2 separate regions of the Homo sapiens genome follow, and region 2 is linked to region 1. The links are chromatin loops, found by intact Hi-C in ENCODE. Cell type or tissue: HCT116. All regions are shown on one strand.

The links. A loop is a pair of places that touch in the nucleus more often than their neighbours do. Peaks named below come from ENCODE experiments on the same cell type or tissue, not always from the same donor. Only the 100,000 strongest peaks of a DNase experiment are listed, where the experiment ranks them.
Region 2: a loop joins it to region 1, with 2.7 times the contacts of the local background. A loop is called at or near these places in 3 of 110 quality-filtered maps.

What each region holds. Positions count from the first base shown.
Region 1 is chr4:30,948,234-30,953,233 of GRCh38, forward strand. All of the region lies in intron 2 of PCDH7 (protocadherin 7), which reads left to right. Among named protein-coding and RNA genes, the nearest start is that of LINC02497, 220 kb to the right of the region's middle. In HCT116, no CTCF peak of the experiment used is centred here; DNase peaks (open chromatin) are centred at 578, 2,758 and 4,798; H3K27ac peaks cover 5,000 bases.
Region 2 is chr4:31,032,903-31,037,902 of GRCh38, forward strand. All of the region lies in intron 2 of PCDH7 (protocadherin 7), which reads left to right. Among named protein-coding and RNA genes, the nearest start is that of LINC02497, 140 kb to the right of the region's middle. In HCT116, no CTCF peak of the experiment used is centred here; DNase peaks (open chromatin) are centred at 2,259 and 2,619; H3K4me3 peaks cover 841 bases; H3K27ac peaks cover 5,000 bases.

The sequences.
Region 1 (5,000 bases):
GCCAAAGGAAGAATTTTCTATACATAAAAGTCTTAGCATATTAGCAACTCATATGCAAAAAAAAAAAAAAGCTATATTTCATGCTAGATGCAAGATCTGGCCACAAATTAAGAGCATGTGGATTCTCCTCCTTTTTGGTTTTTGGCTTATGAGATTCCCACATTTGCTTCTTCCAAAGACAAAATTCTGATCCCAAAATAATCACTGAGGAATATTTAAATGTACAAAAAATTAGGTTTAATTTTTTCAACTTTATTTTACTGAAATGCAGAGGTTTTAACTTTGAAGGGGAATTCAAACTTTAAAATATTACATGCAATATCAATTAATGTTTTAAGTTAAATACAAAATTATAGAAATTTATAGAATCCCAAGCAATGGTGCAAAAAGTATATGCTCAATAATATCAGTTTAAAATTAAGTTTGCTACTTTGAGTTGTTTCTTTTACATCAGAGGGCCTAGATGCTACATATGCCTTCAGAATTCTTTGATGTTAATCTCTTATGACAACCAATTAGTTTCCAAATTTCTCAACTCAAGGGCTGACTAATACTATTGCCTAAGCCTTAGGTGGGTCATGTTATTTTAACTAGATACGATGGCTAATCATAAGGAGTGTGTCAAAGACCAGAGGAGTTGAAAACTGGGAAATTTGGAGACACCCTGTCTAAACAGGATTAAGGCTAAACGAAAAGAATTATTGTTTTCCAAACCCTAATGATCCTTGTGATAGCTGCTTTCCCAAACATTGGGATTAAAGGTTAGATTCACATTTAGAAACAAGAATGCAAACACGTATTCATGAATAGCCCTGTCTTTAGAGAAAAATTCATCAATGTCCTAGCCCTTGTGTATCTAATACACTAAGAAACATATTTGTGTATGAAGTCACACACAGGAAAATTAATTCTCTCCTATATTTCATTTTTTTACATTACTTTTCTTCATAAAATACACATCTATTTTTGCAAGTTTATCTTCACTGTGTATAAAAGCTTTTCTAAAGAAACAGTTTAAGAGAAACATTTTTTATATATGATTTGCATTTAAATATAAACATACAAAGTTAAATATTTCTTTTAAAATAAATTCTAAGAGAAAAAAATTGTACCAGTGTTTGTTTTGCAGTGGTAGTATTGCAGAGGTTATTAAAACAACTAATCTTTATTAAAATTCAAATAATTTACTGCCATCAACTGTTTGGTATACAATTTAATTTATTTTTATAAAATTCTGTGCATTTATACTTTTTGAAAGTATACATAGTCCAGATTAAACCATGTCCACAAAAATATAATTAAAACATGAACATTTTAAAAACTTTTATTAGTTTGACCTCCTCCAGTATATAGGGATTCTGTTAAATTAATTTTTTTTATTAAGTTAATAAGTTGAAGTTGTTTTCATGTCAAAATTACATGTCCTTAGGAGGACATGAAAAGGAAGGTGCATTGTGAGACAGTTATATAACAGCTAGGTAGAGACAGAATGAGATGATAATCCTACTGTATGTTAGAAAGAAAATACATATCTATTTGGTATTAGAGTCATCTTATAGTTTTTTTCTGTTGTAAAAAAAAGTTATGCCCATATGTGAAGGTCCTGCCTAGTTAAAAAATGAGGATAAAATGGTGGCTCATTTTGTAGCAGCCAACTGGGTCCCTGGATTTGGAGAATCATAGTTGAAAGACTGTTCAAATTAACACATTTCAAAATACTAATTTGTTTAGATTGTCTTTGAAATTTATATAGATTCTTTTTTTAAAGAAAGCAAACAAACTCAGGGTTTTTGGAAATTGTTTTATTGGCGAGGTCTATGGATGGACACCATTGTATAGGGGCTGCTGATTTTCCCTTTACATATTTCCCCATCTCCCTTCCCCAGGTGTTGCTGCCATCACTACCTTTCCCTTCCTCCCCTTTCCTCATGGCAAGACGCATGGAAGAAGAGTGCTGTTAAGGCCTCTCCATTAATCAACAGGTATGGTGGTTCTCATGAAACAGTGTAGCTGCCCCTCTTCTGCATTCTCCATTAATAGTCTGTCTCTTACATTTACAAGGTGCATTCATTCACTACACAGAGCCTTCTATATGGAAGAATTGTTCAACTTGAGTTTATATGTTTCACCGTGTTATGTATTACCTAAATCCCTATACAGTGGTAGATTTTTCTCAATGTATAGAGTTTAGAAGAATTAATGATATTATTCTCAGGGAAAGTTGCTATGCAGTTTCCTCAACAAAATATGTATAAAATAAATGGAACTTGTATGTATGAATATGCCACTTTCAACATTCTACAAACAATCGTTATATAACACATCTTTGAAAGTATAAAACAGGAATATTTCTGTGAATTTTATTTCAAAATTTAATAGCATTTGCATCTTCAAAAGCATTGCACAAAATTTTATGCACATAATTATAATACTCATCTGGTTATAGAAAATTAGGTATAAGCTAGTTTAATAAATCTAAATACCCTACAAAGCTATGCCATTCAGATGTGAAAGCTGAATGCATGCTAATTACTTTCTGCAACTTTCTTTCGTCAACTCAGCTGGTGGCATTTGAGGGAGACAGAGGGGACTAGGGACTGTTTGTTCAGTCCAAGATATCCTTCATTCAGGGTGCTATATTTTGAAAGGAGCTAGGCCCTCAGGGCTCAAACTCCAGCAGAGTCATAACCTATAAAACATGAACACTCAGTCATCACCAGGAAGCACCCGCCTTCTTGACTTCTTTTTTCACTAGTGAAACGAGTCCTCCCAGCTCCTGCAGGGGCTTGTTTTGATGTATCAGGCTTTGCTTATAGTCTTGTGACTCTCTCAGGTTCTTTGAGACACATGACTAAAATGCTACCTTTGGGCTAGGAAGATTCCTGGCAGATGACTTAGAAAAATAGTGTGTCTATGGGTGTGTATGTGTATAGCAGCATTATTTGTAGTATTCTTTAAAACGGTAGCAGAATTAAGACTTGTCTGTGTACATAAACAAAGCAAACCATTTCAATTTACATACATTTTCACCGAACATTAAAAGATCATATTCCATTTTTCTACTGTATTTGAATGCATTGGAATACGGGAGAAATTGAAAAGGGAATGGATGTTAGTCTGGACCATTAATCTTCATTTAGAAATGTATGGCTTTCTATTAGATAAAGCTCTGATCATTGAGTATCTTTCATGATCTCACTTCTACCCATATTCCTTGCCTTTATATTTTGTTTTAACCTTGAGCACACACTGCACTCTGTGCTCTGCATCTTTCCCAGAGGGTGCAATCTTTCATGTCCACAGGTCTTCGCACGGTTAGGTCCCTCCGTCTGGAAGGCACTTTACTCATGGCTGTTTGGAAAATTCACATACAAAAAATAATAACAGCAACCATGTACTGAGGATTTATTTTGTATGGGCACAATGTTAATGAGTTTCACTTCCATTTTCTTGATTCATCCACACAAAGAAACAATGAGTTAGAAATTATTATTCATTTTATGTAATAGGTAAGAAAACTGAGAGGTGGCGAAGTTGAGAGGGGACAAGATCACTCAGGATTGACTCAAGTGGGACATGCCTTATACAGCTTCTCCTCATTTCTCCCCAGGAAAGCAGTACTCTCGTTCATGCTCACCTCTTGAGTTACTAGAGGGCAATGATTCCACCTTATGTTTTATGAGCTCTTCAATGTCCACAGTATTTGTTACTCACTAAATGTTGATTAAATGAATGAATGTTCACAAAACAGCCTTTTGTCTTCTTCTCCTGAACATGGGCCCTTCCCTTCACCCATACTTCTCTCTATTCTGTTTTTATTCCCTACTTAGCTTGTTGCTCTTGGCCATTATTAGCTTCATAGACTACTCAATATATTTTCTATAAGAAATAATTTATTACTTTTCCTAAAATAATTTAGGACCTGTAACTACAAACTGAATCAATATAAAATAATTTCATCCCCAGAAAAGGAAATTGGTAATTCAAATCCTGTAACATTTATCAAATCTAATGGCAGGAAAGGAAGCACAGAAACACTTGTAACTCACACAGAAAGAAGAAAATTTAACCAAATTTTTTTAAAGATTTGAGGAAAGGAAATTATGAAAATTATACATGGGATTATAGGAAAATAAAGAGGCTATGCTTGAATAGGAAAACAGTTGTATCAATTTACCACTAAAGGAAAACAGTGGATAAGTAAAAAGACAGATAGGAAAAGAGGCCAAATTAAGGAGAAAAAAAAAATCTTTGAGAAAAAAGAAGCAAAATAATTTTGGAAAGGTGAATTAGGAGTAACAAAATGAAGGAAACATGTCATTAAAAACCACAGACACTGAAAGGATGTTAAAAGAATATGAATTAAATTGGGAGGGAAAAAATCAATGCAGGTAGAGAAAAAGAAGTTTATTTAAGAGTTTGTGTTTCCTTATTCTTAGAAAAGCCTTTGAGGTAAAATGACTGAGAAGAAAAAGGGTAATTTAAGATGCATTGATTTGTGTACACTGTATGTTTTTAGGACTTTTTCTGTGACAACAGTTTTTTTGAGAGCAAGATACGGGCTTATGCATTAATTTGGAGCTATGCATTTAGAACTAAAATAGTTGTGCCTAGAGAATACGGTTGAGACAGGGCTTGCTGGGAAATTAGGATTCAAGTCCAAATATCCCTCTCCACCACATTCTCTACCAAGATACTCATAACACTAATTAATCTGTTAGTTTTACACATAAAAGTATCACCTTATATCTGTTTTTCTTTATGTAGAGTGCCTGAAGCGTAGAATAAATATTTGCTGAATTAGTCATGAAATTTTAAGAGTGGATAGAGATTAATGGTTAACAAATCCCGTCTTAGATTGTGCATGCACCCCTTAACACCATTTATAAGACTTGCTTATCTCCACTTGAATAATTCCAGGGACACAAAGTCTAGAGGTTGCTCCTATTTTGGGACATCTTTAACTTTCCAGCTTTTTCTAGCTTCCTGTAACTTGAATC
Region 2 (5,000 bases), 85 kb after region 1:
TTTGTGCAGTAACTTTTCCTTTGGTCAAGTCTCTGCCTTTTTTGGTAATTATTCACATAATAGTGTTTATGACTTTTTTTTTGTAATTCTTCTTGACTCTTCTTTATTTAAGTTTACTTTTGGACAGGAATCATAGTGTGTTGGTAAGCATTCAGAAAATACTTATGGAATGAGTAATTTTAAAGTAATATTATCTGATTTTTTTATAAGGCAGTTTCCCAAAAGTACAAAATATGAAATGCAAAATAAAAATAATGTTAAAGCTTCATGTAAAGCCAATAGAAATGTACGTTTGTTAGGTCCTTAAAAGTGGACCTCACGGATGGTATCTTACAGCAACATGCTAACAGCATGCTCCATCAATAGGTCTATCAAACTATGTGCAGCAGCCTAACAAATTGTAAAATATTGATTGAAATGATAGCATGTCTTTTTAAGCTTCACCAGGAAAAGATAGTAAAATTAGAGAATCTTTATTCAGATAACAGAAGATAGCATTTCAATGCATTGTATTAATAATAGAAATATAACAAAATGGAGTAAGAGGATGGGGAGAAATATCGAGAGGACTATTTTTGCTGCAGAATTTGCTTCAACATGCTAACTCCAATTGCGTCATGTTATACAACTGGAATCTACATCAGAGCTTCAAAACTTCAATTCAAAAACTCACTTCACGATATAAAAACAAGCTTTTGGCAATGCTTTTTATTCAACATGGCCCCTTACTTGCATAGACAGTTTAATCATTACAGGCATTACCCGACATCCCCCTTTTAAAATCATTTCTCCATCCAATCCTTTAACTCCCAGTGCTTCCTAAATTTCTCACCTCCACTTTCATACTCACTTTTATACTCAGTTGCTACTTTTCTGTAGCTCTTTGTCTTTTATATTAGAAACTATCTAGGCTGGGTGTGGTGGCTCAAGCCTGTAATCCTAGCACTTTGAGAGGCTGAGGTGGGCAGATCACCGGAGGTCAGGAGTTCGAGACCAGCCTAGCCAACATGGTGAAACCCCATCTCTACTAAAAATACAAAAATTACCCAGGTGTGGTGATGCGCCCCTGTAATCCCAGCTATTCAGGAGGCTGAGGCAGGAGAATTGCTTGAGTCCGGGAGGCAGAGGTTGCAGTGCGTGGAAATCACACCACTGCACTCCAGCCTGGGTGACAGAGTGAGACTCTGTCTCAAAACAAACAAACAAACAAACAAAAAACTATCCAGATTTATCCCATCCAGCAAAAACTCAATTTATCCTATCTTGCCACAATAGTCCTCCCTAATAGATTTCTCCTGCCTCCATCATCTTCCCTTTCATCTTCTATCCCTTACTTTAATTCTCTACATCGAGTTGGACCTTGGCTTCAGAGGCATATTAAATGCTTCTCTTTATAGAAAATTACCTTCCCTCATGCATCACCTCAAAAATCTAAGCCAAGTTACCTAATTTTAAAAGGAAATGATTGTTCATTATTAGTAATATACTTTAACAATAATTACGATATAAACAGAAATTGTGTGCATTAAATATTATGGTTTTTGATTTTCAAATTTCATTGTAAATATAGCAGGGGAGATGTTACCTATTCTGAAAACACATTTTTACAATGAAGACAACTAAAGCGTAGCCGCTCAGTACTTTTACAAAATTTCAGATAAACATCAGAATTTAGAAATTGCTACTTTAATATTATCTAAGTCTCATTTTACCTACTAGTAATGCTACTCCAGAATTTTTTTAGGATTGTAAAAATCTATCGTCATTTCATCATTTCCCTGCCCATTGCTTCCACATTTATCCTATAATCTCGCCGTCTGTTTCACTGACATGGCAGACCCAGAGGGCAGGGAGCATATCTTATCTGTGAAATGCTGTATGTAAGTGTGGATTCTCTGTCAGCATTTAAAAAAAATAATAGAACTTCAAATAGGATTGATTTAAGCCTCCCTAGTCAGCAGTTAGTCTTGGTGACATGAATCACTCTTTCAAATGGTAATTTACACCTGTTACCTGCATCCACAGGTTGGAAAATGCTTACACCTTAATTAATTGCACCCTTGTGATGTGGGAGATTGTATCCTCAACTCTGAGACAGGGAGATTAGGGAATAGAGAATCAACAGCTTTTCTAATATTTCAAAGAAGAGTTTTGCAGAAGAAAATTAGAATTCAGGTCACTTTTCATTGAATGATCGATGAGGTTCTTTAGGAATCTGTGCTCTCATGGGAGAAACATGGAGATGGCATCTCTTCCAGTAAGATATGTACTTGTCCTTAGCTTATGCGGTAGCATCAATTCAATATGACCTCAGCAAGCATCTATGTTTTTTTTCCTTTTTTCCCTTTTTTTTTTTTTTTTTTTTTTTTGAGACGGAGTCTCACTCTGTTGCCCAGGCTGGAGTGCAGTGGCACAACCTCGGCTCACTGCAACCTCTGCTTACCGGGTTCAAGCGATTCTCGTGCCTCAGCCTCCTGAGTAGCTAGGATTATGGGCGTGTGCCACCACGCCCGGCTAATTTTTGTATTTTTAGTAGAGACGAGGTTTCACCACGTTGGCCAGGCTGGCCTCAAATTCCTGACCTCAAGTGATTCACTCGCCTCAGCCTCCCAAAGTGCTGGGATCACAGGCTTGAGCCACAGCGTCGGCCACATCTATGTTTCTTAATAACACTTTTGCTCTCTGCTTCTGTAGTGGCTGATATCATCCTCAGAACCAAAGAGCAGGTTGCATGCAAATTACTTTTAGGCGAGCATGACATTAGAATATAATTCCCCAAATGGTAGTGCCACCATGTAATTAAGCTACAACTGATGACAAGTATCTGACATCAGATAATCATTTAATAGAGGAAAATGGGAGGCAGTTCATTATTTTAAAACATGTTTTCTTTAAAGTTCCTTGAGGATGTGGAAGGATTTTCTTGGCTTTCAAATGATTTCAAAATGTTTGTGTGTAATTATTTTTTGGCAGGTTTTAGAAATATATTTATGGTAGCGATAAGGGTTTCCTTGGCTGACATCACTAAATGTTCATAAGACCTGTAAGTGGACTTTCACCTTTGATTTTTTCCCTACCAGAGCACATGTTGTCTGGGTTAATATGCTTTTTGTTCCTTAAACTTGAACAAAATCTTAGGAAGTGCTAAGATAGAAACTTTATAAGGTATTATAAATGTGTTTTACACAAAATGTGAAGGGTTTATTGTTATAATAGCTTAATCTGTACTTTGCTAAGTCTCATTTGGTCTTTTTCACTGAACATAGAAACTGAGAAATTGTAGTTCTTTTTTTGTATTTTTGAGATGGAGTTTCACTCTGTCACCCAGGTTGGAGTGCAGTGGTGCAATCTCAGCTCACTGCAACCTCTGCTTCCTAGGTTCAAGCTATTTTCCTGCCTCAGCCTCCTCAGTAGCGGGGATTACAGGTGTGCACCACCACACCCGGCTAATTTCTGTATTTTTAGTAGAGACAGAGTTTCACCATGTTGGCCAGGCTGGTCTCAAACTCCTGACCTCAAGTTTTCTGCCCAAAACTCGGCCTCCCACAGTGCTGGGATTATAAGTGCAAGCCACTGTGTCCAGCCTGTAGTTCTTGAAGTATAAAGATAATGGAAGATCCTATCCCCAAAAGACTCTGAAACTAACATTTTTACATACATGTGAGGTCAACTTGGCAAATTACAAAGAGAAAATTGAATTAGAGAGTGAACTATATAATGTTCATTCTTTCATCGAAAATGTTTGATTATTTATTGTGTGCAAAACACTATACTGCACTAATAGCATACTCTGTTGTGCTTGTAACTCTAAAGTCAGTACGACTTTGAAAATTCCATACCTGTATTAGTTCATTTTCACGTAGCTAATAAAGACATACTGGAGACTGGGCAATTTACTAAAGAAAGAGTTTTAATGGATTCACAGTTCCACATGTCTGGGGAGGCCTCACAATTATGGTGAAAAGTGAAAGGCATGTCTCTCATGGTGGCAGACCAGAGAAGAGAACTTGTGCTGGGAAACTCCCCTTTATAAAACCATCACATCTCATGAGACTTATTCACTGTCACAAGAATAGTGTGGGAAAGATCCACCCCCCTGATTCAATTACCTCCCACCGCGTCCCTCCCATAGCACATGGGAATTGTGGGAGCTACAATTCAAGATGAGATTTGGGTGGGAACATAGCCAAACCATATCAATACCTTACTACCATCTTTACCTCTCCAACATCATCTCCTGCGTTTTGAGTTAATGTTATTTAATTGTCTCATGTTATTTTCTGCATTTCTCTAACCCCATCTCTGCCTTGTTCTCTATCCTTGAAAACTCTTGCCTGATCTCCCTGAAATTCAGTTTGTTCATCTGTATGTTGGGAATAACAATGTAACCTAAAAATTGTGAATTAAATTAAATAAATTCATGAAATATTTTGCTTAATTATTAGCATATACTAGTTAAGCAGCGATTACTTGCTAATATTGCCATTATTGATATTCAGAGTTCAGCTTAGATATCAGGAGCTCTCCTGGAAGGGGATCTCCCTGGTCCCACTACACTGTGTTCATACTTCTATTTGCAAGTCTAGCCATGTTCTATGTTACTGGGAACCTAATAATTGATGAGTGCCTTGAGAATATGGGCCATGTGTTATTTCTTCCTGTATCTTCAATGATTAAAATATTCAAAAGTCTCAAGTGTTGGAAGAAATGCTCTAGAATATAGACACATGGCTGATAGTAGTTGGGAATATTTTACCTTCTCCCACTGAAAGCAATCATTCTTTCATATCCATTGCTCTCTTTTCTAAAAGAAATGCTGGTGAGTGTACTCTAGAGACATTTAGCCAGTTCTCACTTCTCCCACCCCTTCTCTGCTGTGAGGCCAGCATTTGTGGTGTGGACTTTGCTTTAAATGCTGGAAACCTAGAGGAACTATAATATCATAATAGTATGGTGAAAGAAGGAGGCAGCAGTTCAAGTAGACAGGTCTATGTGACAAG